Regions from separate parts of the Homo sapiens genome. Here regions 1 and 2 are each linked to region 3. The links are chromatin contacts, found by Hi-C or POLR2A ChIA-PET in ENCODE. All regions are on one chromosome and are shown on one strand. Each heading gives the region's core, a stretch centred on a gene start or an enhancer-like site at or near the end of the contact. The rest is flanking DNA. Distances are from core to core; before and after follow the strand shown. Region 1 overlaps SIGIRR (single Ig and TIR domain containing). Region 2 holds the start of TOLLIP (toll interacting protein). Region 3 holds the start of PNPLA2 (patatin like domain 2, triacylglycerol lipase).

What was found. Hi-C counts contacts between places; a loop is a spot of excess contacts on that map. ChIA-PET counts read pairs that join two places held with the same protein, here RNA polymerase II (POLR2A). Pooled maps may share reads with other maps.
Region 1: a pooled map shows a loop between it and region 3 (6-fold over the local background). The contact joins the enhancer-like site here to the promoter of PNPLA2 in region 3. A Hi-C loop is called at or near these places in 2 of 37 single-sample maps with no recorded cell type and 9 of 50 pooled maps. POLR2A ChIA-PET finds 5 or more read pairs at or near these places in 1 of 52 experiments (CD4-positive, alpha-beta T cell).
Region 2: a pooled map shows a loop between it and region 3 (7-fold over the local background). The contact joins the promoter of TOLLIP here to the promoter of PNPLA2 in region 3. A Hi-C loop is called at or near these places in 1 of 168 maps with a recorded cell type or tissue (naive thymus-derived CD4-positive, alpha-beta T cell) and 9 of 50 pooled maps. POLR2A ChIA-PET finds 5 or more read pairs at or near these places in 3 of 52 experiments (GM12878, T-cell and activated T-cell).

Annotation. Positions count from the first base shown.
Region 1 is chr11:405,646-408,345 of GRCh38, forward strand. SIGIRR (single Ig and TIR domain containing) reads right to left here. Exons shown (of 10, transcript NM_001135054.2): 4 at 2,428-2,561; 5 at 2,172-2,312; 6 at 1,780-1,923; 7 at 1,417-1,519; 8 at 1,198-1,348; 9 at 704-893; 10 at 71-414. The coding sequence ends at 251. Among named protein-coding and RNA genes, the nearest start is that of SIGIRR, 8.0 kb to the right of the region's middle. RefSeq lists an enhancer at 1-570 and silencers at 1,147-1,196, 1,207-1,466, 1,537-1,596. Within about 2 kb of position 1,451, at least 30 of the 41 ENCODE cell types and tissues checked have a DNase peak (open chromatin) inside an H3K27ac peak, as active enhancers do.
Region 2 is chr11:1,308,227-1,310,972 of GRCh38, forward strand. It overlaps TOLLIP (toll interacting protein), which reads right to left and starts at 1,406. Exons shown (of 6, transcript NM_019009.4): 1 at 1,240-1,406. The coding sequence starts at 1,272. It overlaps TOLLIP-DT (TOLLIP divergent transcript), which reads left to right and starts at 1,482. Exons shown (of 1, transcript NR_029409.1): 1 at 1,482-2,481. RefSeq lists a silencer at 862-1,571 and an enhancer at 1,802-2,563.
Region 3 is chr11:817,561-820,260 of GRCh38, forward strand. It overlaps PNPLA2 (patatin like domain 2, triacylglycerol lipase), which reads left to right and starts at 1,354. Exons shown (of 10, transcript NM_020376.4): 1 at 1,354-1,398; 2 at 2,014-2,345. The coding sequence starts at 2,159. RefSeq lists an enhancer at 1,109-1,403 and a silencer at 1,599-2,488.

The sequences.
Region 1 (2,700 bases), core at 201-2,700, 410 kb before region 3:
GGCTGAGAGAGCCGCAGAGGGAAGCCGAATCCGAAACCTTCCGCCGCAAGGGAGGAGACCGAGGCCCCAGCAGAATCCAAAAGGACTTTATTTTCTGGCACTGGGAGGCGCCCTGAGGCCACAGCCTTTTCCCAGGGCTGCTGGCAGGGTCCCAGGGCTGCTGGCAGGGGTTGTGGTCCTGTTGAGCAGAGGAGCGACGCCGCTGCCCTGGCCCCCGCTGTCCCTATGATCCTGCACTCTGGGGTGGGAGCTACATATCATCCTTGGACACCAGGCAGTAGAAGTCTGTGCGGGCACTGTAGTTTCGCGAGCCGAGATCCGAGACGTCCACTTCGCTGCTCCGGCTCTCTCCCAGCGAGACCCCACTGGTGTGCGGTGGAGCTGATGGCTCTCCAAAGACAGGCCCCCGGACACCTGGGGTGGGGAGACCGAGACGCCTGAGGTGGCCACCCACAGCCTTGGCCCAGACCCACTGCCAGGGGCTGCCCCTGCTCACCCCCTGCTGTGATGGCCTGTGAGGCCCAGGAAGTTCCCAGGCAGACCGAGGGCCGAGCACCTCCAGGGCAGAGGCCGTGCAGGGGCTCCCGGTGCCGGGAAGAGTCCTCAACACCTGGAGCCCCTCCAGGCCCTGTGCCCTGTGCCTGCCCCCACTCCGCCCTGTGCTGAGCTTCTCCAGTTGGGGAGTGGGGCTGGGCGGGCATACCCAGGTCGCCCTCAGGGTCCGGGTCCACCTCTGAGTCCAGGGCCCGGCCCTCAGGGACTCGGCCTCGAAGAATCAGCATGGGGTCCTTGTCGTCCTGCAGCTGCGTCTGGGGGTCTCCTTCCACAGGCCTGTACTGCACCTTCCGCGGCAGCGCCAGCTGCACTTCTTTCCAAAAATCGGAGGAAGGAGTCTGGGGGCCAGGTCGGGGCGGTTTGCAGGTGTGAACACCTCGGAAGCCCCTGGCGTCCTGGCCCCCAAGAGCACACCTGCGGCTGCCCACGGGTTCCACGCCCTGCGACAGCTATTCCGTGGCTCCGGGGGCCTCAAGGGCGGCTCCCCGCATCGGGGCCCCAGGCAGCGGAACCTCCCCCCAGGGCCCATTCACAAAGCGTGGTGCCGCAGAGCTCCCCACGGAGGGGTCCCAGCCTGGAGCCCGGGCACCGCCCATCTCTAACCCGCCGCTAGCCCCGGACCCTCCCGCGCCTGCTCCGCACCACGGAGCCGGGCCTCCAGAGCAGCAAGGTCACCAGGTGGCGGTGCTGGCGCAGCAGGCGGAGCGCCGGGTGCGCGGGGTCGCGCCTCTGGCCCTCGAAGGTGATGAAGATGGGTCTGCGGGTGAGCTCCAGCAGCCGGCACAGGCCCTCCCTGCGGGGCGGGACCGTCAGGGGGGTGGGTGCTACGCTGGGGCCCACCCAACCCCGCGCGGGACCCACCGGAAGCTGTGGCTGCACCAGGCCCGGCTCAGGAAGGCGTCCGAAAGCACCACGATGAGGCGTCGGCAGCGGCTCAGGTTCACCAAGAGGTCGGCGGAGGGCTCTGCGGGAGGGCGGGCGTCGGCGGCGCAGGGGCGGGGGCGGGGGAGGGCGGGGCCGGAGGCTCAGGGGCGGTGCCGGACGCAGAGCTCTAAGGGAGGGGCGGGGCCTGCGGGGTGGGCGGGTTTTTGAGGCGGGGCCTCGGGTGGGCGGGGATGGGGGCGGAGCTCGATGGTGGGGGTGGGGCCCCGGGTGGGACGGAGCATGGGGCGGGGCGGGGCGGGCCCTCCGGGTGGGCGGGGCACGGGGTGGGGCCCGGGATACCAGCGCGCGGCAGGAGGTCGCGGTCGTCCAGGAAGAGCTTGTAGCCCCGACGCCGCTCCAGCTGCGGCTTTAGGATGAAGTTCACGAACTTGCGGTCCTCGGGGCAGTCGCTGTAGGAGACGTAGGCGTCGTAGAGCTTCCCGTCTGCGGACGGCGGCCAGTCACCCCGATGGCTCCCGAGGCCTCACACCAGCCCTCGGGGTCCCCAACACCCCTAACCATCTCCCACGTGCACAGGGGCAGACCCGCCCCGGACTTTAACCCCAGCCGGGCCGCACAGAGCACCCGGGGGCTAACCCCTCCCCGCCGCACGCCTCCAAAGCCGAGCTCAGCAGCGCACTCTCAGGGAGGCCGTGGCGACCCCTCCTCGCGCCCACGCGGGCCCCACGCACCGTTTATCTCCACCTCCCCATACGCGTCCTGGTACCAGAGCAGCACGTTGAGACGGCACTTGACATAGAGCAGGGCGGCCAGCAGCAGGGCCAGCAGGACCAGGAGGGAGGCCAGCACCGCAGCCACGTGGCTTGTAGGGCCTGCGGATGGGTTGCCTGAGCCGCTGCCCCTCCAGCAGCCCCCAAGCCTCAAGATCCCTGGGCCTCACTAGGTCTAGGTCCCCTTCTACCCTCCACCTTGGGGAACCCCCATCACCAGCTCTCTGAAGAGTGAAGGAGGAGAAGCTGATGTTCTGGATGGAGCAGGTGAAGGCCCCATAGACTTCAGTGCTGGTCACGTTGACCCCCAGGACACTGGACACAAGCACCTCTGACAGGTTGGCCTTGACCCTGGGGATACCAAGCCAGGGTCAGGGTCGACTGGGGATACCAGTGGACACCCCCGAACCCCACCTGTCTGGGTTCACCCAGGGAGGCTGCAGAATTGGGCCTCCTGGGTGGTTCTTGGGCCTTAAGCCAAGAGAAGTGA
Region 2 (2,746 bases), core at 156-2,655, 490 kb after region 3:
CACAGGGACAGATCCCTCGTGGCTTGGTGCTGTCCCGGTGATAGTGAGTTCTCACAAGATCTGGTCATTACAGTGTGTGGCACCTCCCCACCCCCAACTCTCTTGCTGCTTTCGCCATGTGACGTGTAAGCTCCCACTTGGCCTTCCGCCATGACTGGGAGCTTCCAGAGGCCTCCCCAGGAGCAGATGCCGGCACCATGCTACCTGTACAGCCTGCAGAACCGGGAGCCAATTAAATCTCTTTTCTTACAAATTACCCAGTCTCGGTATTCCTTTACAGCAATGCAAGAAGGCCCTAACAGTGAGCCAGGAGGCCACTCACGCCAGGAGCCCATCATCTCTGAGTCAGTCTACACCAGCTCTCCTGCAATATTAATGCTATAGAAGAAACTGCCAGGCAACTCTCAGGAGAGAATTCAGAGCAGGAAAGGTTCTCTGAAGTTCCTGGCGCCTATCCTCTCATTTGCAAATGAAGAAACTGAGGTTTTGCACGGTGGCCACTAACCGGGGACACAATTGGGCCCAAGAAGTGGTCACCACTGCCCTCACTCTGTGTAAATGAGAAAGAGGAAACAGCCATCATCTATGGGACCAACTAGAGTGCAGGCCCGCCTCCACCTGGGGGGCCATCAGGGTGCGGGACCCGCCTCCACCTGGGGGGGCCATCAGGGTGCGGGGCCCGCCTCCATCTAGGGTGCCATCAGGGTGCGGGACCCGCCTCCACCTGGGGGGCCATCAGGGAGCAGGGCCCGCATCCATCTAGGGGACCATTAGGGTTCAGGGCCCGCCTCCACCTGGGGGACCATTAGGGTGCGGGGCCCTCCTCCATTCGGGAGTCAGAGCTCGGGGCCGCCTCCATCTGGGCACCGGGCCCTCCTCCATCTGGAGACCATTGGGGAGCGGGGCCTGCCTCCCTCTGGGGCACCATGGGGCACGGGGCCCGCCTCCATCTGGGGCTCACAACGGGCGCAGGCCCCCTCCCCCGGGGCTGCCTCCCCAAAGCTCTGCCCCGGCACGGCGGTGAGCTCAAGCCTCCTGCAGCGTGGGCGCGTCCGTCCGGCCCGCCCCGCCCCGAGGTGTGGACGCCGCCGCTCCCCTCCGGCCGGCCAGGCGCCCCGCGTGCCCCGGGAGAGCCGCGGAGTCGGCCCGCCAGCCGCAGCTGAGCAGTAGCCCTGACCCAAGGCCCCGCCCGCAACCGCAGGTCACCGCCCCCGCCCGACCCTCGCCCGGCTGCCTCACCGGCCCGCGCTGAGTGCTGACGGTGGTCGCCATGGTGCTGCGGCGGCCCCCGTGGCTCGCCGACCCGACAGTGACGCGCCGGGCGACCTCCTGCGCCCCCGCCGGAGCCTGCGACGGAGACAGTTGTCACCTCGAGGCCGCCGCCGCCACAGTCAGCTGACAGCCGCCGCGCCCCGCCCCCGGCACCGCCCCACTGCGCAGGCGCCGCGCCAGGCACCGCCCCTTCCGGCTCTCGCGCGCACGCGCGCTCCAGGGTAGGGCAGGCGCAGCCTCTCGCCCGGCGCCTGCGCACCTGCTCTCTCCTCGAGCCCTGCAGCCCGGCGAAATGGCTCCCGGCGGGGCCGTTTGCGCATGCCCAGTCATGACGGTTGTCGGCGCGGGCCCTAGCGTGGCGGCGCTGCAGTCTGGGCAGTGGGTTGGTTCCTCCTCGGTCCTCTGTCGAGTGGCGACAGGGCCTAGCCACCTGGCGGGGGTGACCTTCGGACGTGCGACCCGCTCGGAGAAGGGAGGGAACTGTGGCCCGCAACAAAGCAGTGACAGGCCCGACATCCCCTGCAGGGCGATCTTTCCCTCAGCTGCCTGCCGGAGGAAGGGCCTTTCTGTTTCACAGGGCTAAAGATGGGGCGCGGTTCCTCCACGGGGCGGCTGCCGGGTGAACGGAACGGGGATGGAGGCGCTGCCAGAAGAGCCCGAGCTCGAGCCCGCCCTGCCCTCGGCCTCCCCGCCGCGCCGCTCCGCAGGAGCCCCGCTCCTCTCCTGCTCGCTCCGGAGAACCCCAGTCCGGCCTGACCTCGGCCCTCGCGGTCAGGCGCTCCAACCAGAGCGACTCCAGCTCGAACAGCGCTGGGTAAACTGAGGCTGAACCCCGCTGGCTGCATCCCCAGGAGTCGGGCGTTTACGGTCACGGGAACAGGTTAATAAACTTTTACGCAGCAGACCCGGAACTTAGGTCCCGATGTCCGGGTATCTTAAGAACAAGAAGCATTCTTAGTTGAAGTTTCGCTTTAAAGATAATGATACAGATGCTTGCGGAGGACAGGCGTTATGCAAAGATTGGCAATCCTTTGACGAGCCCAGGTAGTACAGCACGTCTCCCCCGTGATGTTTTTTGGCTTTTATCTTACATATAAACAAGCGTACCCAGGTGGACGCCTTCCTCCTCGTGCTTTTGGGAACACCCTGCTCTATGGAGTAGCCATTCTTTTATTCCTTCACTGCCTTAATAAACTTGCTTTCACTTTACTCTGTGGACTGGCCTGGAATTCTTTCTTCCACAAGATCCACGAATCCTCTTTTGGGGTCTGGATCAGGACCCTTTTCCGGTAACACAACCACTCCACTAAAAACTCTTTGTCAGTGATCTCTATATTGTTAGTGGTCAGTTCTCAGTCCTCGTCCTCCGGGAACTACAGCAAAATCGATAGTCATTCTTGCTACACATGCTTTCTTCACTCCCCATCCAGGACACCATGTGCTCTCACTTTCCTCTTATCCCAAAGACCACATC
Region 3 (2,700 bases), core at 104-2,603:
AGAGTGCTGGGATTATAGGTGTGAACCACTGTGCCCAGCCTAGAAGGAGTCGCTTTAAGTCAGGTATGGTCACGTCCTCCCTGCTTGACCCTCTCCCATGGCTGGGCTTCAGCTACTCTCTCCCCTCACTCCCCGACAATCTTCGCCTGTCCTGGTCGGCTGCCTGGGTCTGCTCATTTACCCTTCAAAATTCAACTCAGCATCACTTCCCACAGGGAAGCCCTCCAGAACCCCTTAGGTGCCCCACACGTGGTTACCTACCTCCTCTCACTCATTTTTCTTTTTTCTTTTTTTTTTTTTTTTTGAGAAGAAGTCATGCTCTGTCACCTGGCCAGGCTGGAGTGCAGTGGCACAATCTCAGTTCACTGCAACCTCTGCCTCCCGGGTTCAAGTGACTCTCTTGCCTCAGCCTCCCGAGTAGCTAGGACTACATGCGTGCACTACCACACCTGGCAAATTTTTGTATTTTCAGTAGAGACAGGGTTTTGCCATGTTGGCCTGGCTGGTCTCAAACTCCTGACCTCAGGTGATCTGCCCTCCTCGGCCTCCCAAAGTGCTGGGATTACAGGCATGGGCCACTGTGCCCGGCCTCTTTTTAGGACGGAGCCTCGCTCTGCCCCCCAGGCTGGAGTGCAGTGGTGCGATCTCAGCTCACTGCAACCTCCGCCTCCCAGGTTCAAGTGATTCTCCTGCCTCAGCCTCCCGAGTAGCTGGGATTACAGGCGTGTGCCACCCTGACCGGCTAATTTTTGTATTTTTGGTAGAGACAGCGTTTCACCAGCCAGGCGGTCTCAAACTCCCGACTTTCTGTGATCCGCCCGTCTTGGCCTCCCCAAGTGCTGGGATTACAGGTGTGAGCTTCCACACCCGGCCTCCTCTCATTTTGAGCTTATGTAAATGCCTACCGGCCCCCAGTAGGGCTGGGGCAGGGTTGACTTTCCAGTGCTGTCTGGGATGGCTGGGAGCAAAGAGGCTGAGGACTGGGCAGCATCCCCCTAGATGGCCCCATCCTGTTCTGGCCCTGTTCTGGCTTCCCTAACTCAGCTTGGGTTGGGGGCAGCCCCAAGCCCCATCCCAGACCCTCTGCAGCTCTGGCAACAGCTAGGTCCAGAGATGACCTCAGCCTGGGGAGCCAGTGTTCCTGGGGAGACAGAATCTCATTGCCTCCCACCCCAACCTGAGAAAGCCTCTCGTTTGGGGGTGGGGTGAGGTTCAGGGAGGGATCCTGGATCTACTCCAAGCCCTGTTTGCTCCACTGACCAGGAGAAAAATGCGGAAAAGGGGTGAAAGGGTGACATCACCCAGGATTGCTCCACCTCTGGGGCAATTATCGGGAGCAGGGCGGCCCCAGTCAGACGCAGGCAGCCCCAAAGCCTGAACAGGCAGGGCCAGACCCAGGTAAGAAGCCAAGGTCCGGAAGGGTCGCGGGCGCGGGGCAGGGCTGAGGCCCCACGTCAGGTCGCGTGGGTCTGCGGAGCTGGGGTCCCCCACGAAGGGTTTGCGGGACTCGCATCCGGCCTTGGCCTTGGATGTTTATGGGTCTGTCTGTGGGTGAGCCTGTGGGTCCCGGGGCTCCCGAGGCCTGTGCGGCTTTCAGGTCTGGGGGTGCTGCCGGTGCGCCTCTGTCCAGGGACCAGCTCCTCTGTCCCGGGTGGGTGTGGGAGGCGGACCCGGTGGGGAGGGGCGGTGGCTGCCCTGAAACCAGAGCTCCCTCTCGCCGGTACCCAGGTCTGTGTGAGGCTTCCGGCCCCCAGGCTCGGGCCTGCGCCCAGCCCACCCTACACCCCTAGGCGTGTGCCCCCAGCCGTGCCCAGCAGGGGCGGAGGGAGGGCAGAAGCTTTCTCCGGGCGGCAGCGGAGGGCGGGGCTCCAGCGCGGGGGGCCGGGTCAAGGACGGGGGCGGGTCCCGAGGGCACGGCCGTTCCCTGCGCGCCCCGATTGGTCTTCGTGTGCCGGCCCCGCCCCCGCCGTGAGTCCCACACTTAAAAGCGCCGCCTCCGCGCCGCCCGCGTAGCTTCTTCGCCTCCGCCAGCGGGGACCCCGAGCTAGAGCCGCAGCGGGACCTGCCCGGCCCCCGGCTCCAGCGAGCGAGCGGCGAGCAGGCGGCTCACAGAGGCCTGGCCGCCCACGGAACCCGGGGCCCGGCGGCCGCCGCCGCGATGTTTCCCCGCGAGAAGACGTGGAACATCTCGTTCGCGGGCTGCGGCTTCCTCGGCGTCTACTACGTCGGCGTGGCCTCCTGCCTCCGCGAGCACGCGCCCTTCCTGGTGGCCAACGCCACGCACATCTACGGCGCCTCGGCCGGGGCGCTCACGGCCACGGCGCTGGTCACCGGGGTCTGCCTGGGTGAGCGGGGCCGGGGGCGGCAGGCGGGGGGCTGGCGGGAAGGCCGTGCGGGGCCGGGGGATGGTCTCCGTGAGCGGAGGGGCCCCGCGGCGAGTCGGTGGGTACCGTGGGGAGGGTTCCGGTCCGCGCCTGGGGAACCCGGCGAGGATCCAATCCGGGTCGCTGGCCTGGGGGCGGGGCCTGGTTTGTTTTGCTCCGAGGGTGCCCGGGGCCCGCCTGTCTGGCGCAAAGGTTTGGGGGCGGGCAGGTGCAGCAAAAGCTGCTTAATTGGACAGAAAAAGTAACTCGTGGGCGGGACCGTGAGAATCCGAGGAGGGACCTAAGTCACCCCGTGGCCCTGGATATTACAACCGGT